Linked DNA regions of Mus musculus: region 2 is linked to region 1. Evidence: chromatin contacts called from ENCODE Hi-C or POLR2A ChIA-PET data. All regions are on one chromosome and are shown on one strand. The core of a region is the stretch at or near the end of the contact, and the rest is flanking DNA. Distances in the headings are between cores, read along the strand shown.

What was found. Hi-C counts contacts between places; a loop is a spot of excess contacts on that map. ChIA-PET counts read pairs that join two places held with the same protein, here RNA polymerase II (POLR2A).
Region 2: a loop to region 1 is called in a map of left cerebral cortex, with 13 times the contacts of the local background. The contact joins two enhancer-like sites. A Hi-C loop is called at or near these places in 1 of 37 maps with a recorded cell type or tissue (left cerebral cortex). POLR2A ChIA-PET finds 5 or more read pairs at or near these places in 1 of 5 experiments (Patski).

The regions. Positions count from the first base shown.
Region 1 is chr13:36,532,041-36,536,850 of GRCm38, reverse strand. The region is part of intron 6 of Fars2 (phenylalanine-tRNA synthetase 2 (mitochondrial)); the gene reads right to left. Among named protein-coding and RNA genes, the nearest start is that of Gm46409, 78 kb to the left of the region's middle. Within about 2 kb of position 3,195, at least 2 of the 3 ENCODE cell types and tissues checked have a DNase peak (open chromatin) inside an H3K27ac peak, as active enhancers do; they include left cerebral cortex, where a contact is called at or near this core.
Region 2 is chr13:36,889,877-36,894,497 of GRCm38, reverse strand. F13a1 (coagulation factor XIII, A1 subunit) reads left to right here. Exons shown (of 15, transcript NM_028784.3): 13 at 1,532-1,692. All of the region lies in intron 2 of Gm30489 (a long non-coding RNA gene), which reads right to left. Among named protein-coding and RNA genes, the nearest start is that of Gm30489, 68 kb to the right of the region's middle. Within about 2 kb of position 2,634, at least 1 of the 3 ENCODE cell types and tissues checked has a DNase peak (open chromatin) inside an H3K27ac peak, as active enhancers do; it is left cerebral cortex, where a contact is called at or near this core.

The DNA.
Region 1 (4,810 bases), core at 1,946-4,445:
AGGAGAGGCCACAACATCTCCAATTAGGCAAGGAAGGGCTAGGCCTTCTGCCATGCCAGAACCTTGGGCAAGTGGGTTTCAGATGGGCTAGGCCTCTGGGAACCCCCTCACAAGAAGAGTTTATAGTCCCCCATGTGTTCACCAGAGTCCAGAGCCTCTGCTTTCTGGGTCTTCTTGATGTTTTTGGTTTGTTCTCACAGGGGTGCTCTCTCCTTGCCTCCCACCTTCTGATTTTAAGTCAGACTTGGATGGAGGCAGAAAAAGACAAGTGTCTGTCTTGGCTCTAGGCCCCTTATTTATTCACTATTTCTCCCCCCTCAATTTAATTTATTCAGTTTACATCCCGATTGCTGTCCCTTCATCCTGAGTGTCTCTTCTCCTCTGACACCCACTGAGCCTCTGACTGAGTGGAAGTCCCCCTGGGCATCCCCCCTGCCTCGACCCTGCCATATCAAGTCTCTGCAGGGTTAGGTGCCACTTCTTCCCCCGAGGCCAGACAAGACAGCTGAGTTAGAGGAACATATTCCACAGACAGGCAACAGCTTTAGGGACAGCCTCTGCTCCAGTTGTTTGGGACCCATATAATAACGGAGCTGCTCATCTGCTACATAAGTGAGCAAGGGGAGTGGAGCCTGGGTCTCCTTATTCTCTTTTCCCAGGTATTTTCCCATTTCTTCCCTACTCTGGCTTATCCATTTTACTTTTCTGTCTTTGCCCCTCCCACCTTGAGCTCATATTTGGGAAGTGGGAGTTTCTAGGGCCCTCTGCTATTCCTTGCAGGGCCTGTATTTAGCCAGGCACAGAGCCCCCATCTGCAAGGGATGCAGGAAGGAGTCACCTCCAAGGTGCTCATATTCAAGCAAGGCTAGCATGTCCCTTCCTCTTTAGCATCAGCAGTCCATTTTAGATGAAAGAAAAATGCTTTCCTTCTATCCTTTCTTACTTCCCCACCCTAGCCCAAGTCATGAATTGACTTCAGTAATAAGAAGAACTAGGTCTGTTTAGCCCCAGAGATTGGTTTGCCTTGCAAACCATGGGCTGATGGAGCTGTGGCAAATTGCCAAACATGTAAGGACTAGGACTCCCTGAAGGGAGGGTACTTTTGGATTTGGACCAGAGCTCTTTACTGCATCACACCCTTCACGGCAGCCTTTTAGCCCTAGTGCTCCCCAGTCTTTCACTGGACACATAAGTTCACTCTGACTGACATCTTCACTAGGCAGACTGTCCCCAAGATACAGCTGTGAGCTCAGAAGGCAGAAGGGACTTGTCCAAGTTCGAACAGCAGGACAGTGTTATAGGAGTGGAGTTAGGGCCAGGCAACACGGCAGGGATATGAAATAGTGTGTGTTGCTATGAAAAGGTGCAGTGGGTTTCCAAACCACTAAATGTAGAGTTGCTACATAATCCAATGATTTCTAGGTTTATGTCCCAGAGAATGGAAAGCGGCGGCTGCTCAAACTAAAAGTCAGACAAAAGTTTGCTGCTGAGCCTTGTGATCATGTCTGTACCCTCAGGTAGCTGGCGAGGCTAAGGCAAAAGGTTCACAAGGTCAATGAGCGACTGAACTACAGAGCAAGTTCAAGGCCAGCCCTGGCAACTGCATGAGCCCCTGTGTCAGAACGAAAAGGAAAAAGAGGGCAGGGCCTATAGTTCAGTGGTAGAGTTTACCAATGATGTATGAGGCCACAGGTTCAATTCCTGCCCCACCCCCATAAAGAGGGGCAGTAGGGGACAGAGAGGGAGAGAGAGAGAGAGAGAGAGAGAGAGAGAGAGAGAGAGAGAGAGAGAGAGAGAGATTGATTTTCCTAAAAGCTGTATGTTCAGTCATTACCAACAAATGGATGGATATTAACAGATTTAGTATAGGCAGAGAATGTAATTCCAATGAGTGGAAACTAGGTGAACTTCAAAACCAAAGTAGTAGAAGCTGCATACCACACACTGCATGGTCCCACTGTCTGAAACATCCAGACATCCAGACTAGAGAACTGCCCTATGGCACTGAACTGTATACTTTCAAAATGACTAATTTCATGTTATGTGAATTTCATTTCAATAGGATAGAAATGAAGCATAGAGAGTGTGGTTTCAGAACAGTCTTTCCCACCACACTCAAGAGCTCTGTCAAGCATCCTCCTCCCCTTCACCTCTGAGCTCTTCCTATGACTCGGATCCTGAATCTCACCAAAGGCCCTGGTTACTGGGAGGTAGTGGGGCCTTTAAGATGTAAGCTGTAGCAGGGTGCTTAAGTTTACTGGGGACAGGTTCCTAGAGGGCAGATAAGGGGCACGCAGCTCCTTCTTTCTCTTTTCAAACCCAGCATAGGGTAAATAAGTCTCTCTGATCATATGCTCCCACTCTAACATGCTTCCACAGGCTCAAAACTAACGAGTCAATTGCTCATGGACTGAAGGCTCTAGACTACAGGCCCAAATAAACACTTCCTCATTTCTCAGGCATTTCTCATAGTGACAGAAAGCGAACACATCTAACTTCCTCTAAGCAGCAATATAGTTTTAAAATGACTAAGCAAGACACAGAATAAGCTTGTCTGACTTAGAGAGGACACAGGGATGACCCGGATGACCAGGACACATAGACAAGGAATGCACTGACAGAGGTCTTCCCTACTGGTGCAGTACTGGGTCTGGGCGGCAGGCGGTTGCCATGGCTTTCTGTCCAACCCATAGGGCCCAGCGTTTGGGATGAGTCGAGTCGGCTGTATAATCTGGAGCTTCATAGGCAAATCAAAGTTCACTTTCATGTACTCCACAGTTTCTACTTGTGAGAAAAATAAACAAGATTATCTATTGTTCAGTTAAGGAGGTCAAATCCCTTTGCTGACAAGGTGGAAAAGAATGAAAAAAAAAAAAAAACCAATTTCCATTGCCTTGTAATACTGGCTGATTGTACAATGTGTGGTTGCTGGCTAGAACTTGGCATTTTGCCTTTTTTTTTTTTAAAAAAAACAGAGATTTTAATAAGTACCTTACAGTGTTTTCAACCGGGACTATTCGTTTATAGACTTCGTTAGTCAGTCATTCAACAAAAAGCATCTTGCAGGCACTGAGCTTGACAGAAAGGAGCACAGAGAATCTGTCATCCAGCAGTGGGCCAGTTGGCAGTAAGAGGGCTGGCAGCCACTTGGCGGTAAAGCCAGCTGTGCCACTCTGCAGGCGACAGGGATATCTAAGGGTCTCCTCGTCAGCACATGGGAGATACCATGTGCACTGGCATGGTGCTATTCGTCTAGTTACAGAGTTGGACACTGAAGAAACCAAAAAAGAAATCTGGGTCATTCTGCCTGTAGACACTGGACACAGGCAGCCATACGTGACCATCCTTGTCTGCTCCTGAGTGATTCAGGATGGTCTGCTGTGCCAATACCACAACATCTTGTGCTTCTCCCAACCAGCCTGACATCACCCCCACCCCCTTTCAGGGTCCAACTAGGGGAAACAAAACACATGACTTGCTTTCACCTTGGTCCTGTTCCCTGCTCCACTCTGAACGTCAAGGCTTACCCAATTCCACCTCCCACCCAAGTCCGGATGCTCAGGCAGAAACTGAGAACCAGGATGGGCAATCCCATGTGAACTATGGGGAGAGGAGGCAGGCCAGCGGGACAAGCCAGCAGAGGGGGATTCTGTTTTAGTGCCTCCTCCTCCGAGACTCCTAACTTTAGACCAAAGAGAAAGCTGCGTGGGATTGAGAACAGTCAAGTCTGGATCAGTGAAAGGACTGTCAAGCTTATGCCTAAAAGGGTTTAGCAATCCCCTTCAGGGTATGCATCCAAAGGAGGTTTTAACAGGTGTTGAGAGGACCTGGACCCCATGCTTATTGGCACAGTATTCATAAAGCCAAGATATGAGATTACCACAAGCATCCGGCAGGGGGTGAATGGAAGAAGAAATCAAGAACACTTACTCAATGGAATACTACTCAGTCTTTAAAAAGGTGCGATGGTGTCATCGCAGCAGCATGGGTGGTCCCGAGGATGCTATGCTCAGTGGAGTAAGACAATTACAGAAGGGACACAGTGTGTGCTCTCTCTTATTTGTGGGGCCTAAAGAAGCTGGTCTCACAAAAAAAATAGGGGCGGGGGCTGCCAGAGGCTGGGGTGGGGATGAAAGATCAACAAAGTTATGGAAGGTGAAAGGAGCAGGCTCTAGTGATCTGTGGCAAAGCAGATGACCCTGGCTAGTGACCCTGTTTTGAATATTTTACATTATCTACAAGAGGACTTTAAATGTTCTCAAAACAAAGAGATGACGAATGTCTGAGGTGACGGATATGCCAAGCACCTTGATTACTGTATCATTACACATAGCTCAAAATATTTTACTGCATCCTGTAAATATTCATATTTGTGTCAGTCTTAATGTGAAAAAGCTGAGCAATAAATATCTTAAAACAAAATAGAAAGAGTAATAAAGTGAACCATCATCAGAACTACTTGAAGATTAACTAGTGCTCCCCCCAGCTCAAAGTATGGGGGGTATTTTCTGAAGGGGTACAGGGCTATGGAGCCGCCTGGAAAGAAGGAACAATGGGTCAGAGTCTTGGTGAGGGAGGGAAGACTTCTATTATACAACCACTGGGTTCACCGTGGCAACCAAACTAGCTCTGAACTTGAAATAAAACCCTTCCTCACATGCAGCCCAAACCTATCTCCTACAGCATCCACAATAGTCTGCTTTTCCATCTGTGACAGAGCAGCTACTCTGTGTTCTTGGATGGTATGCCTGACACCTCCCAGAATAGACGAGGCATGACCAGTGGGCACTGCAGACACTGCCTATCCATC
Region 2 (4,621 bases), core at 1,385-3,884, 360 kb before region 1:
ATTTCTCAATTGAGTCAATTCATGTAGGGACCAAACCTAAGCCCAAGTTGATTTTAATACAGCTCCATCAGTCAGACCACTCAGGGCTTGTCCCAGATCACTTCAAGGGAATTAGAACCTCATTCTTCTTTTGCAAATTTACTAATTAATGTAGGTAGGTGGCATCAATTGCATGCAATAAAACGCATGTTGCAATCTGAAGTCAATCCTAGTCTTTTGCAAAATCACACATGTCTGACCCTAAGCAAGCATCCTGCAGTGCCTCTACTGCAAGTAAAGTTTTCTAAGGAGAATGTGAGCAGACTTCAGATTGGTGATTAAAGGGAATGTGTAGGCTAGAGTCAGCTTGGGAGATTTGAATAACTTAAACCAACCAGTACCTTCAAAGGTGTTATCATTGTCACTTGGCTATATTTAGTTGCCTTTGCTTTTTGGAAGAGATGAGGCAGCTCCAGCCTGTGTCTCCCTTGGCTTTCCCCAGACACCATAAATGATGTTGGCAACCTCCCATCTCCACCACTCATACAGTGAAAATCTATTCCTCCTTCTCTTGCCGCGTTTAATAAACTTTATCTAGAACAATTTCTTGTGCGGTGGCACAACATGGCACTTATATAATGGACTATTTCAGGAGCAGTGTTCTCTGGGGCTCTGGTGCACAGTCCCATTTCTTCAGTGCTGTGATTGAGAGAATGGTCTGCCTCCAAGAAGAAGGGAGCCCTGGGGCTGAGACTATAAGTGGTGATAAGAACCCCTGCAAAGATGGGTACAAAGAAGATGCACAAGTCTTGCTGCCCTAAAGAAACCTAGTAGCCAAACACATTCCCCTAAGAAAAACCAGAAGACCACTGTTTATTATTATCCCTGGAAACATCAAGGGACAAAATGCACTGTCTCTAAGGACATACATACCTGGGCTCAGCCTACAGAACTGTCCTTTGGGCTCTAGAATCCTGGGCTATGGGAAATGGAGTCACAGAGTGAGCAAATGGACCCAGGCTACAGATACAACTCTGCATCCTCAGCCCCCATGGAGATTGAAAGAGGAATGAGACTACTTCCCATCCTCCATGCCATTCTGCAGGGCTTATTCTCTACCCTGAAAGCTAGCAGTAAGGTTTCCACACAGAGGTCTCTCCAGTCACAAAGAGGAGCGAGGGCACTCTATGCTCATTTTCTGCCATCTTGGGATTGCCTTGGCTCAGGTCAGAGCCTGCAAGGTTGAAGCTCCTAGGATTCACCTTTAATATCTCTGTTTACCCTTTCCATTTTACAGCAGCAAACACAATGCTTCGAAAGTTTGACAACTCTTTTCTGTAGTAAGACCCCACTGACTATTACATTTCCAGTGTATTCTTTCTTCACCCATGAGACAGGAGAGCTTGTCCCTGATTGACTCCTTGTATCTGTCTTTTGCTGTTTTTCCTGGTGACTTGTGTGCTAATGAGGGGAGGATGGGAGAGGGCAAGTGAGCCATATGCCATCTCGTCCAGGTCTTGATGTCCGCCTTGTTGGTTTTTCCTCCCTTCAGCCAAGAAAAAGGAGGTGCTGGTCAGAGCGGGCGAGTACATGAGCCACCTTCTAGAACAGGGCTTCTTGCACTTCTTCGTCACGGCACGCATCAACGAGTCCAGGGATGTCCTGGCCAAACAAAAGTCCATAATACTGACTATCCCCAAGATCACCATCAAGGTCAGTGAACATCTCATCTCAGACAAAAAAGGAGGGCAAAGTGCTTAGTCAGTAGCCAGATTGTGTGTGCATGTGTGGGGGGAGGAGGGGGTGTCCAAAAGACATAATGGAGCTAGGATCTTCCTGTTCTTTGAAAGAAGTAAAATATTCTATATATAGTCGCATGCATATAACACTCCTCTCCTTATTTAAATATATAGATGTGACTGCAGATATAAATATAACCTGTGGTATAAACACACTTGTGGAGGAAGATAAAGATGTGTGATGGAGACAGAGACTCAGAACTCTCTGTGTCTTCAGAATAAAGTGGGTCAGGCTTACAAACTACCTACACTGTCCCTTCTGCATCTGGGGCAGTAATGTCATTCACTGAGGTGTGACTGTATGCAGTAGGATGTGCAAGCTGAAGTGTAGAGCTGGGGAGCAGTAGCTGAATATACATATGCCGTTATAAGCACCAGCTAGATGAAAATATAGAGGATCCCCAGGTCTTCAGAGAGCTCCTTCCTGCCTTTATCCTGTTCACAGTCTACCCCACATACCAAGATGACACATTTTTCTGGCTTCTGTCACCATGGCTTGTTTTTTCCCACTTGGATCATGGCTTTAGTTGTACAGAGAGCACAGAGTTGGTTGTCCAGGTAGTACAGGGTATTTCTTCTCAAGTTGCTCATGGGGACTGGTAAAGGAAAGCCAGGGGAGTGGGTTACCTGCTTCTCAGCAGCGTAGGCTAGCTTCTGGTGGCATCAGTAGACAGCCTTACCAAGACCCCTTCCAAGCACTGGAAGCCAAGCATCTAGTGGTCACCTTGGAGAGTGGTATTATATGCCACCTGGATGTGGCCTTAAATAACTTCCCTGGTGTCTGGAGAGCATTTGTCTCTGAAAAGACTGAGTGATCAGTATAAATCCTCCTAACATGAAGTATCCTAAAGTAACCAAGTAATCTAAGTGGCCCCAGAGATGGGACACTGGGCAGGAGTGAGAGATGAGCTTTGTTTCTTATGAACCACTTTTTAAGCTAATGGCTATTGTGTGGCATTCAATATGGCTGCTCTGCTTGCTTATATACTGGACCCTGGCAGCTGCTATCAAAGTATCACATATATAACTGAGCTTTCAACACTCAATAAAACCTACAGGTAAGCAGTACAAATGTTTCTACTTTATATGTGAGAAAACTGAAGTGCAGAAGGGCTGTAAAACTCGTGCAAGATCGCATCATCATCAAGATGGAGAGCTAGGTCTCTAACCCCAGCAGTCCAGTTACAGAAGCAGAATGAGAATTGCCTCATCCACTTCTTCTCAAAATCTGGTTGTGTATAGATGGTACATGGAGCACCCCACAATGAGGCTCACGCAAAGCTGAATATGTATAGGGCCTATTGAAGAACAGAATGTCAGACCCTCTACCTCTAGGGAGGTTTATGTCATTCTCTCTCTCTTCTGTTCTTGAAATGCAGTCACTTACCATAGACCTGTTGTGATTGGTACTGTCTGCACAACAGGCCTGAAGAGGCAGAATGCAAATGAGGCTGAGGGAGAATCAGAATTCTGTAGGTAGAGTCAGAAACAAATGCTAAACAGGAAAACAGGGCACTTGGGTTACTCCAGGAGTGCCATCTTGCCCTGAGAGCATGAATTCATTAGCTGGGGGCACAAGGACCACAGCAGCAGGAGGCACACTGGCTCTCCATAGTCAGAGATCTTGAAGATGTCCCTTAGCCACATAGCAAAGGCATCTTTTGCTGCTCTGAGGGGGATGTAAGCAGAGCCTGTGCCCATGCTCAGATCTCTGCCTTTCCCACCAGAGACAGTTCTCATGTTCACCTCATTATGAAGCAATGGCTTGTCCCTGCCAAGATCTCAGGAGAAGCTTTTCCAAGCTGTGAAGTGTTCAGACCACAGCACAAAATAGAATTTAATTGCACCACTGATAATAAAATGTGTGTAGAGAAGAAACTGATACTTTTGATCTTTTGGGGTATTATTAATTAGAAAGGTTGGATTTTTTTTCTATCTTTTAAGATTCTTTGAGAGCAACTGAACTCCCCATGGCAGAATTACAGAGGTCTCATTCTGCATGCTAGTAGACCAGGGCAGGACTGGAACCAGGGTTGATTGGGTTCAGTTTGAGTTAATTTCCATGACAGAAGCAGGGGTTCTGGTTCTGTTGGACATTCAGAGTCAAGGCCATTTTCTGAGAAAGAAGATCTATACTGTCCAGGGCTAAGACTGGAAAAACTATAGATGAGACACTATCACACAAGCCCTAACCATTAACCCCACTAATTTCAAGGTTAAAGTAAATCCAAACAGGCAATGAGATGTGCCAGGGAAAGGGACTGCTCACCCTAATGCCACTCAGATATCACCCAGCTGTGACAGATCCGGATTTCAGAAACTGTGGGAATGGCACTAGGCACCTGTGACACTGGAGACATAGTAAAACAGAGCTGTATCCTTCAGAAGCCAGTTATGCACTGGGAGTGATGGGGAGGGCTCAGGAAGGGAAGGAAGGGGCTTGCTGTTGGGGGTACTGGAAAGATGGTAAGAAAATACTCTGTTGGACTGCAATGTGGGAGAGCACTTCAGAGAATTAAGTAAGATAAATGGCATAAAGCAGGAACTCCAAACACACTAAAAGTACAAAGCCCACAAGGGTTCCAAACACGTGGTCCAAAATTACCTGCAACATGTCACCTCATCAAGTGTTAGGAAAATGCTAGAATACTTTGTCCATCCCTCTGAAGCATGGATGGGCTCACAGAAGACTGAGTCTCTTACAGATGCTGTGCATGGATAAACCAGGCACAGGGTAAATGTGAAAGAGGTAGTTAGGAGGACAGATCCTTCCAGCTTCATTCTGCAGGCAAGAGGAGGAGGAGGAGGAGGAGGAGGAGGAGGAGGAGGAGGAGGAGGAGGCG